Linked DNA regions of Homo sapiens: region 1 is linked to region 2. A link is a loop called in an ENCODE intact Hi-C map of the cell type or tissue named here. Cell type or tissue: ovary. All regions are shown on one strand. Links, peaks and the distances in the headings refer to the core of each region. The heading gives the core; the rest is flanking DNA. Region 1 overlaps TMEM247 (transmembrane protein 247). Region 2 overlaps ATP6V1E2 (ATPase H+ transporting V1 subunit E2).

Evidence for each region. Peaks named below come from ENCODE experiments on the same cell type or tissue, not always from the same donor. Only the 100,000 strongest peaks of a DNase experiment are listed, where the experiment ranks them.
Region 1: it touches region 2 in a loop (1.9-fold over the local background); 16 of 110 quality-filtered maps call a loop at or near these places.

What each region holds. Positions count from the first base shown.
Region 1 is chr2:46,484,083-46,495,432 of GRCh38, forward strand. TMEM247 (transmembrane protein 247) reads left to right here. Exons shown (of 3, transcript NM_001424184.1): 3 at 162-343. The coding sequence ends at 343. Among named protein-coding and RNA genes, the nearest start is that of TMEM247, 10 kb to the left of the region's middle. RefSeq lists enhancers at 5,957-6,489, 6,332-6,631, 6,490-7,022, 6,652-6,711, 6,822-6,871. In ovary, for the core only: no CTCF peak of the experiment used is centred there; DNase peaks (open chromatin) are centred at 4,073, 5,475 and 6,669; H3K27ac peaks cover 315 bases.
Region 2 is chr2:46,529,488-46,540,837 of GRCh38, forward strand. It overlaps ATP6V1E2 (ATPase H+ transporting V1 subunit E2), which reads right to left. Exons shown (of 5, transcript NM_001318063.2): 3 at 7,124-7,216; 4 at 6,326-6,440. Among named protein-coding and RNA genes, the nearest start is that of RHOQ, 7.3 kb to the right of the region's middle. In ovary, for the core only: no CTCF peak of the experiment used is centred there; no DNase peak of the experiment used is centred there.

The DNA of each region.
Region 1 (11,350 bases), core at 1,673-9,672, 45 kb before region 2:
GCCCAGCCCTCATGATTTTGGAAATGGGCACTATTACCCTTTCTTTAGGTGAAGATGATGACTTGAGGTCACATACAGGCAGGGTCAGAGCAGGACTGAACCTAGATCTGCCTGGCGCCAACAATGGCATCATCATCTCCACTGTCTTCTCTCCCCCACAGTTTTCAGGAGGCCTCCAGAACTTCCTGCTGCCCCAGAACCAGTTTGCCATGTTCCTGTACTGCTTCATCTTCATTCACATCATCTATGTCACCAAGGAGATGGTCTTCTTTCTCTTCGCCAAGCACTACCTATTCTGCATTGCAGCCATTTTGCTCTGTTTGATTAAAACTTTCTGGTCATACTTCCAAGTGCCTTTGCTCTCTCCCTCACTGGGAACCCTCGCCCCTGCCATGCTAGAGTGTTATCCGTGCATGATCCCAGCCTCCCAGGCACCTCCTTTTTTCACTTTGTGCCTCTGTCCAATCAGAATCCACTCTTAGGAAGGGCCCTGCTGTCAGTCATTTACACCTGAGAGTGAAGAAACACGTTCATGCCCCTTATACAGAAACTGAGTTCTCACTGTGGACATGATGCCTTATCCCAAGAGGACGATTTCAGATGTTAGCAGGTCAGGGAGATATCTGCAGGGAAGGTGGGTTTAGAACACCTTTCCAGAACCATAGAAGTACATCATGACCAAGCTGGCTTGGGTTTCACCACATCTACTCATGTTCATAGACCTCTGAGGGGTGGGAAGCCTGTGATTTGCTTGGGAGCAGCCCCCGCCCCCATCTTCTGCAAAGATGTCCATGTCCTAATCCCCAGGATCATGAATACTTTATATGGCAAAAGAGGCTGAGATGTGATTGTGTTTAAGGACCTTGCAGTGGGGAAATGATCCCAGATTATCCAGGTAGGCCCGCGGTAGTCACAAGGGCCCTTGTAAAAGGGAGGCAGGAGGGTGCGAGTCAGAAAGGAGATGTGACCATGGAAGCAGGGGCCAGAATGACGTGGGACTGCGGGTCAGGGAACATGGGAAGCCTCTAGAAACCAGAAAAGGCAACAGAAGGATTCTCTGCTAGAGCCTCCGGAGGGAGCCCAGCCCTGCCACCCCATGTTAGGCTCCTGAAGCCAAGATGCCCAAGCTCCCTCCAGCTTGCCAACATGGCAGGATACCATCACCAGGCCACTGGCCAGGACTCATTTAGCACTGGGCCTGAGGAGACTTGTACACAGCTGGCCTTCAGACAGCATATGGTCAAAAAGGAGAGGCAGTGAAGCTCCAGCGAGCCTGGCACAGGCCTAGCTGAACCTGGTGGACAAGGGGTACCCCTATCACTAAGCTGTGTATCCCCTGGGTGAGGCATGTGGCAAAATAAGGGCATACTCCTAGGGGACATAAGGAAGGAGGAATTAAGTGCCTGATTAGACCCAGAGGACGTCATTAATTCTACTCTATTAGAAAGCTGGACATGGAAAAAAAAAAAGTTGACACACACCCCCACCCCGTACCCACCTACTAACCCAAGCACACAGACTCACAAAAATGCAGAAAGGCTAACCCAGAAACAAATACACTGACACAGAGATACAAAACAAGTATACAGTTGTCCACAGTAGAGAGGTTTACAGCCCCTCAAATAAACACACAACAACCCAAAGGAACAGACTTTGAACACCAGAAGGCTCACGGTCAGGCACAAAGTGAAGCTGCCCTGCAAGTATGCAACAAAGGGGTTCAACTCCCCCAGTCACCAGCCCCTCAGCCCTTCAATACACACACTCCTTGCAGACTGTCGGCTACTCTGAGCCCAGCAGCCCAGCCACGATGGCTGGCTGTGCCACAGGACACTTTAGTGATAATGTGGCAAACTGAATGAGGCTGGACACAGCTGTGCAATTAATCAAGTCTTTACTGACCCCTTCTCTCCTCTGGCATAGGGCTCTGCCTTAAGAGTGACAAGAGAATAAGTTTCTGTCTCATTGGGCTCTCGAGCGACTCTCAGTAAAATCACGTGAAAAAAATGACTGCCTTGGGACTTCAATGTCAGTACACATTATCATGCCATGTAAGTCCATGGTGACTTCTCATTTCCCACCCAACTCCATATATCCAATCCCATTGATAGCTGCATGTGACAGGTACTTAATTTGGAAGTGATAAAAGTATCATTTCTCATTAAACTTTCAAGGAAGGGCCGTTGTGGTATGGGTCACTTCTTCTGATCATTTTATTTGATCTGGGTTTCTGCCCCATGGGGTTGAGGTGAGAGAGATGGAGATAAGGATAGCAAAAAGTTTAAGGTCCACCTGTTTACCTTCTTAGAGCAGACAGAACTGGGCATTTATAAAACACACACACACACACACACAAACCAAAACACCCAAGTGCGTAAGGTCATTTAATCCATCCATCTGTTGCCAGGTAAAACTAGACTTAAATACATTCATTTTTCTTAATCTTCAGAGAAAGTAAACTCCCCTGAACGGTTAAGTGAGCATCTCATCCCACATGTTTAGCCACAGGCATGAAATCTACTCTTCCCTATTGTGTTTGAATACTGAAGCCACTAGCCTCAGATCTGCCCTCTAGGAAAATGAGAACTACTCATGGTCACTCCCTAAACTTAGAACAGATCTTCTGATTCAAATGCAAAGCAGAAAATCAGAAGAGAGAGGGAGGCAAAGGATAGGAAAAAGGCCCAGCTAAGCAGTTACCAGCCAGGTAACAAGCCAATGTACAAGCGCCTCTTCAGCACCAATGCTAACATACCATGCGCCCTAAGTCCCTAAGGAGGCTATCTTCACCAAAACCCTGCAGGTAGAAATGTATATCATCTCCACTTCACAGCCAGGGATACCGAGGTTCAGAGACGTTAGACTTAACTGAGATCATCCCAGAGCACATGTTCTTTCCATGTTACCCTGCTCCCAAGATCCTACCTTGGGAGGATCTCACAACCTTGCTGGGGAGATGAGTTTAACACACATGAAAATGTAAAGCAGCTATCAGTACACAGACCTCAGCTATAAACGAGATCATAGAAGAGCTCCCTGGAGCCCTGGGTGATAGAGGAAGTCTTCTTAAAAGACGAGCTCATAAGGCTAGGTAAGCCCGAACAGGTGGAAATCAGGAGGGATACCTCACACAAATGAAGATTAGGGTGGGAGTGTGTAACGTGTATCCAGGAGGGAAGGGTCACTCTTGCTCCAGGGAATGGTGTACAAGGTAACAGGCCTGGAAAATTGGTTTGGGGCTAAGTGTTAGGGAGCCTTGAATATTGGTCTGAGGAATATAAACTTAATCCCTTGGGAAATAGGCAATACACTAAAGATTATAGAGTGGAATAGTAATTCAAAACAGATAAATAAAAGCCTTCCTCCTCCTTTAATTCCTGGGGGCCGCTTTTTTGCCTGGACCTTCCCGTTTCCAGACCAAAAACTTTCTGAGGTCCTGCGTTTGAGGATTACTTTCAGCTGTAAAAGAAATCCAGCCACAATGGCTTCACCAAATAGAGGTTTGTGTTGCTCACATACCAAGAAGTCCCAGGTAGTCCATCCACGGCTGGTGAAACTGCTCTCAGAAGTCATAGAGGACTCAGGTGGTGCCTTCCTCCACCACCACAGGGCTCTTATCCTCAGCCCATGGCTTCCCGCCTCAGTGTCAAGTTGGCTGAAGCAGCTCCAAGTACCAGGTCCGTTACTCCAGGTCAGAAAAGGAGCCGCCTTTTAAAAGCATCCCAGGAAGCCCCACCCAGAGACTTCTGCTTCCGTGCCATTGGTCAAACTAAGGTCATGTGGCTGCACCTATCTGTAGGGTGTCTGAGGTGGTAAGGTTTTTGCGTGGACACTGTTGCAGCCTCAAACAGAATTAGAATTCTGATAGTATGAGTGGAGGGGGGAGATACTGAATTAAGCAAATAACTGGTGTATCATCCCTAATTCCTTAGGCCCAGCTCCCACTCCCTTCCTGAGCTGCTGAGCCAGAAAGCCTTGATGGGGTTGAAACCATCAGATGGAGCACAGCCGTAGCCAATCTGGGCCGGGCCACTGCTGCACTCTGCTTTAAGGAAGAGTACTGCATACCACAGCAGGGAGGTCATGGTTTTCCCTGGCCACACGCCTGGAGCCACTCTGCCTTCATCCTCCTGACCTCTGCCTGAAGCCCATGACCTGACACAATCAGGGCAGCAGACTGGGAAGGGCACTCCTCTCTGTGCTGGGTGCCCTCAGCAGAGCTGCAAGGGGAGGCAAGTTGGACTCCAGAGCCCCTTCCCTTCCTGATCCCAGATCCCACAGAGCAGAGCCCAGAGACAGTCAGGGGACTGTGATCATCCTATGGACACCAAGCTGCTAAAGTCTATGTATAAGAGATTGCACTCATTGCAAAGGACCACTAAGCTTCAGCCCAAATAATGAAGCACTAATAGTAAAGTTTCAGGCAGGCTTAGGGAGAGAAAGATGGGAAAATCTCTCCTGTTCCCTAAATGGAATATTGTAGGCTGCCCTCCTGAGCCCAAGGACAGGACTACAGTTGGAGAGACTCGGGGGCAGGAGGGTTAAGCCTTGATTCCAAAGGCCACTTTCCTGCCATGTCTATTTCTAGTCCCAAGTTAGCAGATGACTTGTAAGTAAGCAAGTCAGTTAAGTTTTCTAGGCTTCATTTGGGCGACCTCTAAATTATCTAGACTCTAACTCAGAAAAAAGAAGGACCAAAGTCTAGAGATTGTTCGAGAAATTCTGATTTAATTGATCTGAGATGACATCCAGAGATGATTTGTTAGCCTTACAAGTGCCCCAGTTGATTCTAATAAGCAATCAGGGTTGAAAGACCTAAATCCTTGCTCTTCAATGTGTGATCTGTGGATCAGCAGCATCGGCGTCTTAGAAATGCAGCATCCCAGACCCTGCCCCAGACCCACTGAAGCAGATGTGGTTTGACAGTACCCACCAGCCCCCAGCAATTCATATGCATCTTAAAGTCTGGGAAGCCTGTTATAGGTGATGAGACTCAATGCAATCTGTCCTGGTCTGTCCTGGGCTAGCGCGGTGGCTCACGTCTGTAATCTCGGCCATTTGGGAGGCCGAGGCAGGAGCCCAAGAGCTCAAGACTAGGCAAGGCAACATAGGGAGATCCCATATCTCCAAAAAAAAAAAAGCCAGGTACGGTGGCATGCACCTGCTGTCCCAGCTACTGGGAAGGCTAACAAGGGAGGATCACTTGAGCCTGGGAGGTTGAGGCTGCAGTGAGCTGTGATCGTGCCACTGCACTCCAGCCTGGGGGACAGAGCAAGACCCTACCAGAAAAAAAAAAAAAAAACAAAATCTGTTCTCTTTATGAAGACAATGCTCTTGGCCAGGAGGGTCTTCTAGGGGGAATGAGAGGGAGAACAACCGAGTGCACAGCCCTTCAGAAGTGCTATGGGGTTTCCATTAACCTCTGCCGCAGGCTAGGGGTGGCAGGAGCTTACTGTGCCACATCAGGAAGCTGAGCCTGTGGCAGCATATCTGCCCCTCCTCCCTTTCACCAGTTCATGCTCTGGGCTTCTGGGGAACCAAATGATTTCACCCTGCAGGCCAGGGCTGAGCAGAAAGTTCCAGAATGCCCTCAGGCCTGTGTCTGCTTCTGTCCCTTTTTTGATCTGACTCCCACGTGTAGCTTTGGGGAAATCTTGCTAATATACGTTCATTCATTATTTAAAGGTTGCTGCTGTTCTTCAGGAAGGTTAAGCATGATTAAAAGATGGGATTTTTCCACAGGGCACAGCAGAAAAGCTAGGGCTCCCACATTTTTAAGCTGTTTTGGCCAAGCCTTGTTGCATAATTCAAAGTCTGTGATTTACTTAGATTTAATTAGCCAAAGGAGCAGCAGCTGCAGGTTCATTAGTTAGTATTTATTAAGCGCCCTCAGAGGGCTTTTTAGGCTCTTAAGAGTGAAGTGGAGGATGGGTTTCGGACTTGCAAATTTCTTACACTTAAGTAGGAGGGGATTACAGATAGCTTCAGGAGGTAGGCATTTTTGTTCCTCAAAGAGAGCAAAGGGGTGGCATCAAAAGGCCTGAGCTCGTGGGGCAAATCCTACAAAGGGCCACGAGTCAGAGAGATGTCAGTCCCTCACAGGGTTATAGTGACAATTAGTGAGATAACAAGGTGGAGGCTGGTGGTGAATAAGAAGCTACACAGATGAGAGGTATCAGCCAGAGCAGGGAAGGGAAGTGACTGCTAACCTGAATTTCAAGAACTGGGAGAGGTGGGGAGGTCCGGCTCCTGAATTTGTGGGCCCAGTGCAAGAGGACAATGCAGTGTCCCATCATGAATTCCACGACGGTGACAGCAGAGCATTAAGCCATGTGGAGAGCCCCCACTGAGAGCAGGGCCCTGTGCCACTGCCCTGGCGGTGGATGACGGAGACCCCAGGGTTAAGGGGCTTTTGTGGTGCCTCTCAAATCTCACCCAGAGAGTGACTATCCTTGGCCTGTACTCCATCAACAGGAGGGAGGGAGGGAGCAGGCTCTGTGCATTTTGCAGGGGCAGGGACCGTTGGAGCAGGCCATTGGAGGAAGGAGTCTGGTGGCCCCAGGGCAAGTGGCCCCTGCATGCCTTCCAGCTCTGGGCGCAGAGTCTGCCTGCAGAGGCGCCTCTTCACAAGCAGGTCACGCTCTAGGCTTCCAGCTGCTAATCACAGGGGCTCTCCAGCTTGGGTGCATTTCCTCCCTCTGCTCCTGGCTTCCGCCCCAGTCCCATTCAGCTGATCATTCTCCGCTGGGCTAGAAAATCCAAAAATAGAAGAAAGCTACACTTTTTACCCCCTTGAGCCTCTTGTATCAAATGACACAGTCACTTTGCCTCAAACTTTTCATCAAAGCAGCCTTTGTAAGGTCCTGGGGCAGAAAGCAGGCCTTGGAAGACAGCCACCAGGAAGCCATGCAGAAAGTGCTGAGCAGGGGGACCCTTGGTGGAGGAGGTGGGGAGGGCAGGGTTTCAGGAGCTTCCCTCTGCCCCAGAAAGAGCCAGTGACAGACACTTGCTACCATGGGGCAGCTCTTCTCTGAGCACCAGCTCTAGCTTCAGGTCTTGGAAGTGCAAGAGCAGCAAATAGTGTGGCTGCACAGACCACCCATTGCCAGGGTTCAACAACCAGACCACAGAGCTCAATCAGTGATTAAGGAGCAATGATTGATCAATCAAATAAACAGAAGGAGTGTAAGAGACGATCTGAGAAAGGCTCTGTGAGCTAAAGCATTCTGTGACGGCTTCTTGAAAAGGAAGCTCACCCTTGCCGAATACCTAGGATGTATTGTACCCTGTCCAACACTCTCATGTCATCTATTTTATCCCATAGCCCTCCATGAAGGAGCACTGGTACGCACTAGATTAATCTGCCCAGGCTGCTCTAACAAAATACCACAAACTGGGTGGCTTCAGCAACAGATGCTCATTTGTCCACAGTTCTGGAAGTTGAAAGTCCAAGATCAAGGTGTTGGCAGGTTTGGTTTCCTCTGAGGCCTCTCTCGGCTTGCAGATGGCTGCTGCCTTCTCACTGCATCCCCACGTGGTCTTCCTCTCTGTGTGCATCCCTGGTGTCTCTCTGAATGTCCAAATTTCCTCTTCCAAGGACACCAGTCAGATTGGATTAAGCCCTCATTTTAACGCCATGACTTCTTTTTTTGATTTCAATAGTTTTTGGGGTACAGGTGGTTTTTGATTACATGGATAAGTTCTATAGTGGTGATCTCTGAGATTTTGGTGCACCCATCACCCGAGCAGTGTACACTGTACCCAGTACGTAGTCTAAAGCCCCTATCTCCAGATGAGGTCACATTCTGAGGTTTCGGGGGTTAGGACTTCAACACTTGAATTTTGAGGGGAGATAATTCAGCCCATGACGCCCACTTTGCTGATGAGAAATCAGACTCCGAGAGGTTCAGGAATTGCCCAAGCTTGCTCAGCCAGGAGGTACCAGAGACCAAGTGTGGCAAGGAGCTGAAAGATGATTGGAAGAAAACAAAGAACCGTGCTGCGTCTCATTCATTTAGGTTTGTGAACAAAGGTTCCGAGCTGGTTTGATAACATGGGAAGAGAACTGCTACTCCATTTCAGATGGCATTGTGTGGCCCCCTGTATATCTCTCTAGATATGTGTAGCTGGGGTAGTGGCTCCAGAGTTTTTCTGCTTATGAATCTACCCTTTTATTCTAACTGTTCCCGTGTTTCTTTTTTGTTTGTTTTGTTCTGTTTTTTTGAGACAGGGTCTCGCTCTGTCACCGGTGCTGGAGTGCAGTGGCGCAATCTCGGCTCACTGCAGCCTTGCCCTCCTGTGTTCCCACACTTCCCTCACCAAGCGCTAAGGAGGAAAATGTCTTTGAGAGGGGACAGATGTAAGGCCTCACTCACTGGCCCACCTGACCCACACACCTGCCATTTCATGAGTGGCAGCAGATCTATACTCAAAGGCCTCGGTAACTCCCTCTGGATCCCACCCCATGTCCTCTCCTAGGTCCCCTAAGACGGGAGAGTCAGTCTGTAACTGGCAGCCTGGGGTCTTCCCTCTTCAATCTGCTATGCCTGGCTCTTTTTCTGAAGACCAGGTTGGTATGTCCACTCTGAGACAGGAGTAGGTATAAGAAAGAAGAGGGAGGTGGTTGGGTAAGAGAGAAACCCTATACAGTTCACTCAGGCTGACTTTCACTTCTGAGCAATCTCCATAGCCTCACATACATAAAGCCCATAATATTTGAGCTAGCCTGAGTGGGTTCCAAGAAAACAATGATTGGAAGACTCTGGAAGCACAGTAGTTGGTAGAAAGCTCACCTGCTCTCAGGTATCAGGCCAACTTCAAAAGAACTCCAGATGACTGCCCTTAAGCAAACTCTATGCACTGTGGGAGAATCCTTGTTCTCAAAACAGATCAGTTAGGAAACTGAGCATGGTGGCTCATGCCTGTAATCCCAGTACTTTGGGAGGCCAAGGCGGGCAGATCACCTGAGATCAGGAGTTCAAGACCAGCCTGACCAACATGGCAAAACCTCATCTCTACTAAAAGTACAAAAATTGGCCTGGCATGGTGGCATGCGCCTGTAATCCCAGCTACTCGGGAGGCTGAGGCAGGAGAATTGTTTGAACCCAGTAGGTGGAGGTTGCAGTGAGCCGAGATCGTGCCACTGCACTCCAGCCTGGGTGACAGAGCAAGACTCCATCTCAAAAACAAAAACAAACAAACAAAAACAGATCAATTAGGGCCAGGGTCAGAAGCTCAGATGCCAGGAGGGCCCAGGTGGGCCAGATAAAAGTGGGAAGCTGGCCAGGCATAGCTGACTGGAAAGGAAGAAGCCGTAAAGCAGGAAGCCTCTACTCCTTTTTCCCTCCTTCCCATCTTCACCATGTGGAGATACATGCCCCATGTCCAACTCAAGGGCAGCCAGAAATCCAGACTTTTATGTGATACCTGCTGATTTTTAAATGTTGGTTCAATTTTCTTTAGCCACTATACAGACCTAACAAAAGTCCACGGGGCCAACAGCTCACAATCTCTGAACTCGAAGTGTTATTTCCTTTATGATAAAGTCTCTGTTTCACTCAGAGACACGCTGGGGGATTTCGTTAAACAGAAGACACTCCTAGTACAAAAATAGAATGTGATTCACTCTCTAACAATGTTTAAGCACAGAAGCCGCAGTAAGGGATGCTTCTTCCCTTCACAAATTGCCTCACCTTGAGGTGTTTCAAAAGACAGATCTCTTAATGCATTTCAAATCAGGTTAGAGTGGCAAAAATCTAATTTTCATACAACTTCTTGAAGAAAGATGGCAATTTCACTAAAGCCTGGATCAAGATTAAGGAAGGCATGAAACAGAAGCCTGGGAGCAGGAAAATGAGGCGGGAGAGGGTGGCGGGGTGGAGGGTGAAAAGAAGGTGAAGCTGCATGCCCAGGCTCAGTGTTTGCAAAGAGGCTGGCAACCGCGGTGTGAAGCCAGTCAGACAAAGAGCAGTGGGGCCTGGGGACCCGAGTGAGCAGAGAGGGGAGGAGAAGGAGGGAGCATCATTGGTTTCCATGGTGACAAAGGAACAGGGATGGGAAGAAAGAGTGAGGGGGATGTCAGAGAAGAGCTATGTTGTGCTGCTGCCTATAACAAAGTCTTCTTTACCCGGACACCCTTGTCTATGATTTCTTGGCCCCTCTGATACTTCCCCCATCCTGATTCTCTGCTCATTCCTGGCATGAATAAATTACTATGAAATTAAGGACATTTAGATCCTAAACATGGATGTGATGGATGAATGGGTACCTACTTACTGAGCCTCTGTCTCCAAAAGGCCTCTTGGATTCAAAATATTTTCTCCAACGTGCTTCCGTAAAGCCCATGATTCCACCATTAGGGCAACATTGCTTATACTAAGGCTTTGTTCGTGTTCAATGATAAACCCTCATTAAGAGGGGGAATATCTGGGCTATCAATTTCTAGGGTCTCATAAGGAATTGATTTATCATATGTAACGACATGTATGTAACGATAAGTATTTAACGGGATCCCGGCTTCAGCCTAAGAATGTCCACTACTAGGGCTCAGGCCTACCTAGATATGCATGATAAACTGGTGGGGCAGACCCTAGACAGGACAGTTCATAGGATGGTTCCAGTAACATCTGCTGCGTGTGTCCGGCATTTATTTCCCCTTGATTTTCTTTTGGGCCACTCCCTCTTCCTCAATCTTAGTCCATGAGGTTCAGGTTAACTGACGTCTAGTCAAGGGGTAGGCCCAGGACCCAGATCTGGCCAACCAGGGTATTCCATCTTCTGGCCAAAATGACTGGTTAATATGTGGACACATGACCCAAGCCTGACCAATGAGTTTCAAACCTGGATGTTTTGCCGAAACTCTTGGAAAGATGAGCTCTTATTCCATTGGCTACTAAGCTGGTAGACTATGTGTCCAGAGATGCTGTTGGTCATCTTGTTCCACTTGGGGAAAGCCTACCTGAGAATAAAATCGATATGGAGAAAAGCAGAGCCAAGATATGGGAAGACAGATGGAGAAGGAGGGAGAGAGAAAGTGATTTCTTGATGACATGATTTGGGTCCCTGGATCCACCTGAGATAAGAGCTATCCCTAGACCTTTCAGCTTCCATTTTTGCTGTTAACTGATTTGAATTGGGTTTCTCTCACTCACAACCAAGAATTCTGAATCCTGCAAGGGCTTTCTCGTTATATGACTTGGCACCTCAGCTCAGCAACAGCTAACATAGGAGATACCATGGCATCTGTGCCCAGCCTGTTCTATAAAGAAAGATGTATTCATGAACCTAACCAAGGGAGTCTGAGGGAGATGTAGAGAAGCAGAGCCATTGGAACATATGTAAGCACGTGTGC
Region 2 (11,350 bases), core at 1,645-9,644:
CTCACGCCTGTAATCCCAGTGCTTTGGAAGGCCAAGGCAGGAGGATTGCTTGAGGCCAGGAGTTTGAGACCAGCCTGGGAAACATAGCAAGACCCCATCTCTACAAAAAATTTTAAAAATGAGCTAGGCATGATGGTGTGCACCTATGGTCTCAGCTACTCAGGAAGCTGAGGCGGGAGGATCACTAGAGCCCAGGCATTTGAGGCTGCAGTGAGCCGTGATTGTGCCACTGCACTCCAGCCTGGGTAACAGAGTGACATCTGTCTTTAATGATGATGATGATGATGATAATAATAATAATAACAATTTATTGAACCCATGGATGAATGATTTGGGTGGTGAGGAAGTAGTTTCCCCAATAGACTCTCAACAATCTTAGGAATTTGCAACCTTCTTCGAGTTGAAGGAGATGGGGGTACAAAGATGATGAACGTCAGGGTGATGCAGTGGCCTGATCAGGGCACTCAGGGAGCTCAGGGTAGGAAATGTTTTCGAACCAGAAAGAAATTATTTCAGTATATTTATAACCTGTCCTGTTACATTGTTGCAAAGGGGGTTGAAGGATATCCCTGACTGTAAGGCATCTGCTGGAAATTCCCACCTTTAACTGAAGGTCTCAGGATCACTCAATTCAGGCCACAACTGCACATCTCCAGAATGCAGCTCAGTCTCCTACCACCTACATACAGAGCCCTCTCCTCTTCCAGCCCCAGGATTCCCTGGTCCCTACAGCATGTGAGACACCAGGATGGCGCCAGGAGAGAAGCACTGGGCTGAACAGAAGCTGAGAAGAGGTTCAGGCCTGTGCACAGTAAAGGGATGATGGTGGTGGGTGGGGTGGTCATGCCCCCAATTCTGCCACTATCTCAGGGTAGGTCAGGCATCCACCTCTCAGGAACCAAGAACCATCATCCTCCTCCCTTCTCCAATATTCATTTCAGAGGTCAAACAGTTTGTCATTTAGGTCTTCAAACACAAAGGTTCTCATTATTACCCGCTTTCCCTGGCCACCTGCCCTGCACTCTCCTCAAGTGTTATTATATATGATATAATTATCAGTATGGCTGGATTTAAGTCTTTTATCTTGCTATTTGTTTTCCATTGTAACCAGCTATTCTTTCTTCCTTTTTTCCTCTTTTCCTGATGTATTAGTTTGTTCTCACACTGCGAATAAAGACATAACCAGGACTGGGTAATATATAAAGGAAAGAGGTTTCATTGACTCACAGTTCAGCATGTCTGGGGAGGCCTTACAATCATGGCAGAAAGCAAAGGGGAAGCAAGACACGTCTTACATGGCAGCAGGCAAGAGAAAGCTTGTACAGGGGAACTCCCCTTTGTAAAACCATCAGATCTCATGAGACTTATTCACTAGCGCAAGAACAGCACAGGAAAAACCCAAGCCCATGATTCAGTTACTTCCCACCGGGCCCCTCCCGTGGCACGTGGGAATTATGGGAGCTACAATTCAAGATGAGATTTGGGTGAGGACACAGCCAAACCATATTACCTGACTTTTTTTCTCTTGGTTGGTGAATACGTTTTTTGAAATTGAGGTGAATTTAAAGTAATATTTCAGTAGCATTTATTACATTCACAAGGTTGTACAACCATTGCCTCTATCTAGCTTCAAAACACTTTTATCACTCCAAAAGGAAACCTCATATTCATTAAGCAGTTGCTCCTCATTTTCCCTTCAAACCCTACCATCCCCAGCCCATAGCAACCACCAACTTACATTCTGTCTATGAATTTACCTGTTCTGGATATTTCATGTAAATGGAAACATACAACATATAGCATTTTGTGTCTGGCTACTTTCACTTAGCATAACGTTTTTGAGATTCATCCACATTGTAGCAGCTGTCAGTACTTCATTACTTTTTATGGCTCAATAATATTCCACTGTATCCATATACCACAATTTATCCATTCACCAGTTGATAAACATTTGAGCTGTCTTCACCTTTTGGCTACTGGGAATAGTGCCACTGTGAACATGGTATGCACATGTATTTATTTGAGGATGTGTTTTCAATTCTTTTGGATATATACCTAGCTCTAGAATTGCTGGGTCATATTGTAATTCTATAATTAACTTTTTCAAAGACCTTCGAACTGTTTTCCAGAGGTTGAACCATTTTACGTTCCCACCAGCAATCTAAAGGGTTCCAATTTCTTCACATCTTCACCAACACTTATTTTCCTTCCCCCACCCCTAATTATAGCCATCCTAGTGGGTGTAAAGGGGTACCTCATTGAGGTTTTTATTTACATTTACCTAATGACTAACTACTAATGATGTTGAATACCTTTTCATGTGCTTGTTGGTGATTTATATCTTGTTTGGAGAAATGTCTGTTCAAGTCTTTTGCCCCTTTAAAAAAATAAACTATTTGTCATTTTATTGTTGAATGATAAGAGAACTTTATACATTCTGGATGCTAGAGTCTTATGAGCTATTTAATTTGTAAGTATTTTCTCTCATTCTGTATGCTGTCTTTTCACTTTCTTGATAATGTCCTTTGAAGCAGAAAAGTTTTGTAATTTTTATGAAGTCCAGTTTTGGTTTTACTTTTGTTGTTATGCTTTTGACATCATATATAAGAAACTGTTGATCTATCCCTAGGTTTTCTCCTAAAAGTTTATGGTCTTAGCTCATGTCTTTTGGTTGTCAATTCATTTTGAGTAAATGTCTGTATATGTTGAGAGGGAAAGATCCAGACTCATTCTTTTGCTTGTGGATATCTAGTTTGTCTCATCACCATTTATTGAAGAGACTACTGTTTTCCTAAGACCATTGAATGATCTTGGCACCCTCCTGACTTCCTTTTTGATTTTTTTTTTTTTTTTGGTATTCCACTTTGTCTTTACTGTTGGCTTATTAAAAAGACCTCTTTGCTTTATTTATGTATTTATGTATGTATTTATTTATTTATAGTGATTGCTCTAGGTTTTACAACATGCATCTTTAAGTTTTCTTAGTCTACCTTTGTTATAGTTTGAATGTATGTGTCCTTCCAAAATTTATGTTGGAACTTAAACCCCAAGGTGATAGTATTAAGAGGTGGAAACTTTGGGAGGTAATTTGGAAGGGGAGAGCCCTCATGGATGGGATTAGTGCCCTTATAAAAGGGCTTAAGAGTTTTTTGTTGTTTGTTTTAACCCCCTTTTCCCTTCTACCATGTGAGGTCATAGTGTTTGTTCCTTTCCCTCTGGAGCATGCAGCAACAAAATGCCATCTTGGAAGCAGAGCGTGAGCCCTCACCAGATGCCAAATCTGCTGATTCCTTGATCTTAGACTTCCCAGCCTCTAGAACTAAGAGAAATGAACTTTTATTATTTATGAATGACCCAGTCTATGGTAGATTGCTATGACAGCAGGAAGAGACTAAGACAACCTTCAGATAACACTATATCATTTAATGCGCAATGTAAGGATTTTATAAGAATATAGTTCTATTTCTGTTTTTCTATCCCTTTTGTTATTATTGTTATAGGTTCTATTTCTACATGTTATAAACCATGTAATATACTGCTATTAGTTTTGCCTTAGATGGTCAATTGTGTTTTTTATTTTTTTAATTATATATATATATCTAACATTATATATCTAACATTATATTATATATCTAATGTTATATTATATACCTAACATATTATATATCTAACATTATATATAATGTTATATCATATATAGTGTGTGCATGTATGTGTAGATAGATAGATAGATAGATAGATAGATAGATAGATAGATAGATAGATAGAATGGTTTGGGGTTTTTTTGTTTTGTTTTGTTTTTTTGAGACATGGTCTGGCTCTATCACTCAGACTGGAGTGCAGTGGCATGATCTCAGCTCATGCAGCCTTGAACTCCTGGGCTCAAGTGATCTTTCCACCTCAGCCACCTGAGTAGCTGGGACTATAGGAGTGTGCCACCACACCCAACTATATTTTTGTATTTTTTGTAGAGATGGGGTTTTGCCATGTTGCCTAGGCTGGTCTTAAACTCTCCAGCTCAAGCAATATACCTGCCTCAGCCTCCAAAAGTTCTGGGATTACAGGTGTGAGCCACCATACCCGGCCAAGGTCAATTATGTTTTAAAGGAATTTTGTAACAGAGAAAGAAATGTCTCATATTTACCCATATATTTACCATTTCTGGTGCTCTTCATTTCTTTGTGTAGGTCAGTGGTTTCATGTGGTACCATGTTTTTTCTGCCTCGGGAACTTTATTTTGTATTTCTTGTATTGAAGATCTTCTGGTTTAAAAAAAACTTTAAGCCTTTTGTTGTCTGACAAACATTTATTTTACCTTCAATTTTACAGAATATTTCTGGTGGATATAGAATTCTAGATTGACAGTGCTTTCTTTTTCTTTTATCACTTTAAAGACGCGATTTCATTAAGTTCTAGTTTGCATTATTTCTGAAGAGAAGTCTGCAATTATATCTGTCTTTGTTCCCTGTATAAAATGTGTCTTTTTTTCTCTTTCTGCTTTTAATTTTTTTCTACTTATTACTGGTTTTCAGTGATTTAATTACAAAGTGCCTCGCTTGATATGGTTTGCTTTGTTTTTCTCCTACTTTGGATTTGTTGAGCTTCTTGGCGCTATACGTTTACAATTTTCATGAAATTTGGGACTTGTTTTTGGCCTTCAAATCATCACCGTTAATCCTTTTCGAGGACTCCAGTTTTTAATATCATCTTAAGGTGACTGAGGCTCTGTGTTTCTGTGTTTCTTTTGTTTCCTTTCTCTCTGCTTTAATTGGGACAGTTTCTATTGCTATGTCTTCAGTGTCACAGATATTTCATTCCACAATGTCTAACCTACTGTTAAGTTCAGCCACTGAATTATTCATTACAGGTGTTGTATTTTTTAGCTCCAGAAGTTCCATTTGGTTATTTTCTATATCTTCCAGTTTTTTCTTCACTATGTTCATGTTTTCCTTTAAATCCTTGTTTTATTTTAATTTTTTAAGTCCTTGTCTGCTAACGTTATTATCTCTGTCATTTTGGGGTTTGTTTCTATTAAATGATTTTTCTCCTGATTTTGGGTTCTATTTGCCTACTTATTTGCATATCTAGTATTTTTAACATTCTGAATTTAATGTTGTTAAATGTCTGTATTTTGTTGTTTTAAAAATGGTAAAATTTGTTTTGGCTGGCAGTTACGGTAGTAGCGGATGAACTTCCTCTTTTTGAGGCTGCTTTCTAAACCTTGTTGGAGGAAGTCTAGAGTTACCTCACTTTTCGGCTTAGTTAGCCCTTCTCCTAATGCCTTACCCTTTTGGGATTTCTACTGAATTCCCTGGACAGTCAGCAAGGTTTCTTCACATTGGCGAGTTGAAACTCAAACATTGCCCAGTGAGCCCTGGGAACCAATCAGCTCACAGCTCCGCAGTAGTTCTTTGCATCGCACTGTGAAGTTTCACCTTATGCATGTGCAGCTTAGTATTCAGCAACAGATTCACAGGGATTCCAGGAGCCTGTTTTGCTGTTATATTCTCTCCTTTCTGATACTCTGCCTTGAAAAGTCTGCTCAACTATCTCCTCAACTCAGCAAGACCACTATGCTCTGCTTGGGTTCCCCCTCATTGTGCTGCAATTTAGACAGCATTTTTCAGCAGAAAGTTAGAGTGATAGGGTTTGCCCCATTTGTTCCCTACTTTCAGGAATCACGGTGCTGTGCTACATGCTGTTCAATGTCTGAAAAGAGAGGTTTCATATATTCTGTTCAATTTTAAAGTTGCTCACATTAGAAAGGTACAGCCAATACCAGTTATTTGGGTATGGTAGAGGTGGAAATCTCTACTCCCTCTACATGAAGCACATTAATAAAGTGATCTGCTTCTCCAGTCTCTTCTCAGGAGCCTGGGTTGCAAGCAACAGAAGCTGTTTGTGGCTGATTAAACAGAAAGAAATCTTAAAAGGATCACAGGCAGGTCACAGGATTTAGAAAGGCTAGAGAAGCTGCTCAAGATAGAAACAGTGTCCGACACATGACTCAGGAACTAATTTGATGAGAAAACCACTTTCAATACCATTGCTTTCACCAAACCCTAGACAACTCATGTGTACAGTTGTCACTTCTGAACCAGGAACTCAATTATACCACAACCAACACCACTGCCTGCCCTGATGTGCCACTTCCTGGGTCAGGAACTGAACTGTGTACCCACCACTAAAGCTGCAGCCTCCAGAGACAATGTGCCCTGTATTTAACTCTGGCTACACTAGCTTTTAAGTCTGACAAGGAAAGCAAGAGTCTGTAATTTCAGCTTCTATAAGGAAGGGATATTCTTTTCTTCCCACCAAGGCTCACCATGTAGAAGATTCTTCAAACCCAAAATGTGGTTCTGATGTCCAGTGGCCAAAACATCCACTATGGAAGAACAACTCTGTGTGAGTCTTGGGATGGTTTTCTGGCACTCTTGGTTCTGAAACATAAAATAAAATCATTAATTTCATTTTTGGAGGAGGGATCTGTGATCTAGCCTCCTTTGGAGCCTATGAGAGGAGACCACTCCTAAATCATATGAGTATTCCATACCAGCAACCTCTAAGGAAATGTCCTTTCCTATAGTTCAGCAATGGGTGGTGATGCCATCAGTCACAATGACTAGTCTCCTGACCTTAGGTTGCAGCAGAAAACAGTTAGAAATGAAAATGGCAAAACATTAAGAGCGCTTGAGCCGAAGTTCTCAGAGGCTGGGCCATTCTTCTGAGTTTCTGGTATGTAATCAACTAGAAAAAGAGATCTATGTACATTCTAACTGGGAATGAAAACCAGGCAAACCAATCCTACTGGATTTATTTATCAGCGTGATCATTAGGAACCAGTGACCTTTAAGAAATTGCTGTGGTGTTTAACTCATTGCAGTGTACCTACACTGGAGTGCAAAGAGAAGAGGGTGCCAATGGGAGGTTTTAGTGGCAGGGAGAAAAATAGGGATAGGGGTAGGTAGGGCATGTGGCAGGATGCTGCAGGGAAGGCCAACAGGCACCCTGGGGAGTGAAGAGGCTGCAGTGTGAGGATTCTGGGCATTGTGGTGGGAAGAAGCATAACATAACAGCAGGGCAGCACCAGTGTTAAAGAATGCCCATCATTTTATCTCCTTACCAGTGACTTCTAAGAAGATGGTTCACAGAGGGAGAAGAATACAGGCCAAAATTAGGGATTCAGTCAGTATGGACTCCTGTATTGACAATCCACCTGAAATTTGGAACAAATCACAGATTAGATTTGGAGCCATCTCATCTTCCTCTCCTCTTAACATTTGCCTCTCTCCTAAACTTCTTTTTTTTTTTTTTGAGACAGTGTCTTGCTCTGGCGCCCAGCCTGGAGTGCAGTGGCACCATCTCAGCTCATTGCAACCTCTGCCTCCCGTTTCAAGTGATTCTCCTGCCTCAGCCTCCCGAGTAGCTGGGATTACAGGCACCCGCCACCACGCCTGGCTAATTTTTGTATTTTTAGCGGAGATGGGGTTTCACCATGTTGGCCAGGCTGGTCTCAAACTCCTGACCTCAACTGATCCTCCCATCTCGGCCTCCCAAAGTGCTGGGATTACAGGTATAAGCCACTTTGCCTGGCCTCTCCTAAAATTCTTTATTTCCAGTGTAGCCAGGGGAAGGCCTAGGAACGTTGACCCTTAGGCAATAATGTAGATGTATATTGCTGGTTGCCTCCTCAGCATGCATTCCCCCAGACTTGTCACCCACTGTGCAGAAACCACAGAACCTGGGTAGGTGTGAAACCCCAGCCCCTGTGGGGGCAGGGCTGATATGCCCAATTAGGATAGTCCCAACTCCTTGCCATAGTGATGGTTTTAGGGATGGACAGTAGCCCAGGCCTAAGGCAACAGTCACCTGACAGTTTACTACCCACCATGACTGGTTCAGGGATGAACTAAGTTGAGCTAATCAGAAGAAGTTCAAGACTTTGTTCAATGAGTGGGTCAAGAGAAGCTCTCTTTCCTTCTGGAAAACATGGTATATGGATGGTGATGCCTGGACTTGGTGCAACCATTTTGCTTCCAGGAAAGAAGGTATGCTGAGTAGAAAGTTGACTCATAGAGAAGAAGAAAAACTGAGAGATGTGCAGAAAAAAAAAAAAAGAGTTCTGATCAATTCATGCCTGAAGCTTGGACTGCTTCTGGATTTTTCCATAACAGAAGTCCATACACTTCCCTCATTGCTGAAGCTGGTTCGAGTTGAATTTTCTATGACTTGCAACCTAAAGCATCCTAGCCACAACACCAAATGATCCCTTGGAGTCCATTTTTCCATTTCCTAAGCAGACATGAGGGAACACACAAAATGATGCAAATGAATGTGTTTTAGAACATACTGTCCTCTAGAGTTCTAATCTCAGCTTGATTTAGACAGTCAGTTGCGTGGTTAGGAAACAATCGGAGATGGAAAGGCTCAAAAAGCAAGGAAGAAGTCCAAAGAAGAAGTGGGAAGATAACAACAGAGGACATTAAAAAGAAAAAAAAAAGTAGATGAAATCATAATGTAGATGCCTCAGAGTTATCGTAAAAACCTTGTTCTCTCTCGCCTCCTCTGTCATCCCCACATCCCCACACTGCTACCAAGCCCTGTGGATTCCATCATCCAAATCTCCCTGAAACCCACTGCCTCCTCTTCATGTTCACTGCCATGCTTGGGTCAGACTGTTGTGATCTGTCTCCTCCTGGCTCTTTCTGCCTTCACCCTTATCCTTTCCAAATCCATTTTCTATGAGTCTCAGAGTGACCTTCCCAAATGACAGGTCCAAGCTTGTCATTTTTTTACTCAAAAACTTTTGATACCTTGTCAATGTGGAATATGGCAAATGCATTAGCTTTGAAGAGAGATGATTTTGAAACCTAGCTCTGCCACTTACCAGCTGTGTGATCTGGGGCAAGCTTCTTAATCTCATCATCTAATGTGAACTATAGATATAATATTATAATAGGATTCCTTTGGTTACCAGTTACAGAAAACTAACCCCTACTCACTGGGCAAAAAAAAAAGGGGAAGATTTATTAACTCAAATGACAAATCAGAGAACAGTTGTGCAACAGGATCTCGGGGGTGATGCAAATTAGTAACTCACAGATGGCCTGTTTACTCTCTGCCCTTTGTGATGGGGGAGTAGTGGTGGTGGTGGTGGTGGTGGTGTTCTCTCTCTCTCTTTGCTTCTCTCTGCACTTTAGCTATATTTCCTTGGACTGGCTACTTTGTGAATGGCTGAAACATAAATGACCTACAGCTTCCAGGCTCACATCGCTCAGTTTAGTTAGCAAAAGAGGAGAAACTCCTGCTGTGAATCCCAAATTCAAAATTCTCAGGCAAGGCTTGGTGGCTCATGCCTATAATCCCAGCTTCTTGGGAGGCTGAGGTGAGAGAATTGCTTGAGCCTGGGAGGTTGAGGCTATAGTGAGCTGAGACTGCACCACTGCATTCCAGCCTGGGTGACAGAGTGAGACTCTGTCTCAAAAACACACACAAAAAAAAATTCAGGAAAGAGTTCTAATTGTCCCATCTTGAATCAGGTGTCCACCTAGGGATCAACAGGTACCAGGGGCAGGATGTATAAGAAGACGGCAGCTTCCAAGATTACAGAGATTACATTATAAAAACATTTAGCAGAAGCAAATGGTGCTGTTCTGGATAGACAAACCAATAGATACTCTCTACAAAGTTTACAAGGTTGTTTGGGGGATGAAATAAGATGTCCTATATCAATGAGCACCAAATACCCGGGACCATAACTGGATACAGTATACAGCAGATGCTCTAGAAATTTGTGTTTATTCCCTTCATTACATCCTCGCTCCCAGAACCACTGCTTGCCTAGACAGTGCCTTCATCTTTTGCTACATAGACCAAGGTTCCCCTCTGAGTGGATGCACCCCTATGGGCACAGGGTTTGACAAACAGAAGTCACATTTGTGGTAAGAAAAAAGTGCCCTTCTTGCAATGAACGCAGCCTTGAGCTGGGACCATGCCTTTGTAGTAAGCGTGTGGGTCAGATTTCTTCCTCAGTGGCCCCATTGGCCCTGGCCTTTGGCCTTTGTACAGTGGAGACTGCCCAACCCATGCCAGACCCTGCATTCTTCATATGGCTTTCAGAAGCTCATGGACTGCCTGCATTATATGGTTCCCAATTAAATACAAACCAGTTCCCCAGCACCACTAATCATGCACTCTGTCCACCTTACATGCCTCACCATTCCCAGGAAGTTGTGTGCTGTTCCTTCTTGCTTTGATGCAGTGCTCTTGGCCTTTCCCAGGCATTCTTACCTTACTCCCATTAGACTCTTAAGCCCCAGGTCAATGACATCACTTCTGCAAATCCTTCCTCAACACACCTGGACCTATGTACTAATTGCCTCCTCTGCACCTCCAGAAGCCTATTCTCTATTCTCTAGCACAGCACTGCTCACACTATAGAGTGCTTTCCTGTTTGCTAATAAGTTCCTTGAATGGTTTAGCTAGAAGTGACTGTGGCTTTCCAGCTCTTTGTCCCCAGCCCAGGAATAAAATCTGGCATCTAACAGACCTCAATAAATGCTTGTTAATTGAAATATGGAATGAATTAAGTATGAGAGGAAGGAGGGAGTACAGGAAAAAGAGTAAGAGAAGGCTGATTAGGAATTTCACTGTTCTCAGCCAGATGCAGTGACCTGTAAGCCCAGAACTTTGGGAGGCTGAGGCAGGCGGATCACTTTGAACTCAGGAGTTCGAGACTAGCCTGGGCAACGTGGCGAAACCCCGCTCTGCAAAAAAATACAAAAATTAGCTAGGCATGATGGCACATGCCTGTAATCCCAGCTACTTGGAGGCTGAGGCTGGAGAATCACTTGAACCAGGGAGGCAGAGGTTGCAGTGAGCCAAGATCATGCCTTTGCACTCCAGCCTGAGCGACAGAGTGACAGAGAGACAGAGCAAGACCCTATCTCAAAAAAAAAAAAAAGAAAGAAAAAGAAAAAGAAATTTCACTGTTCTCACACAGACCTGTGTCTGTTTCAACATTTGCACAAATAAAAGGAGAGAAGCAAGCAGACAGCCTATGGGACGCTCAGAAACAAAGTGCTTTCTATCTCCAATCCCTGAAATTTGAGAGCTTTTTCTGTAACTTTTTTTTTTTTTTTTTTTTTTTTTTTACCACTTGGACATTATCTTCTTTGCTCATGGGAAAGTGAGGTTTCTGTTGCGGTCTGATTGGTGCTTCCAGCTAAGGCATTCATGGGCTGACAGGGGGGCATTCTGGATAGCCCCCCTCCCCATCCCACATATACACCAAGTGGGATCAGCTCCAGAGCTCTAAGTATTCCTGGCAGTCAGTTTTGGCAACTCTGTG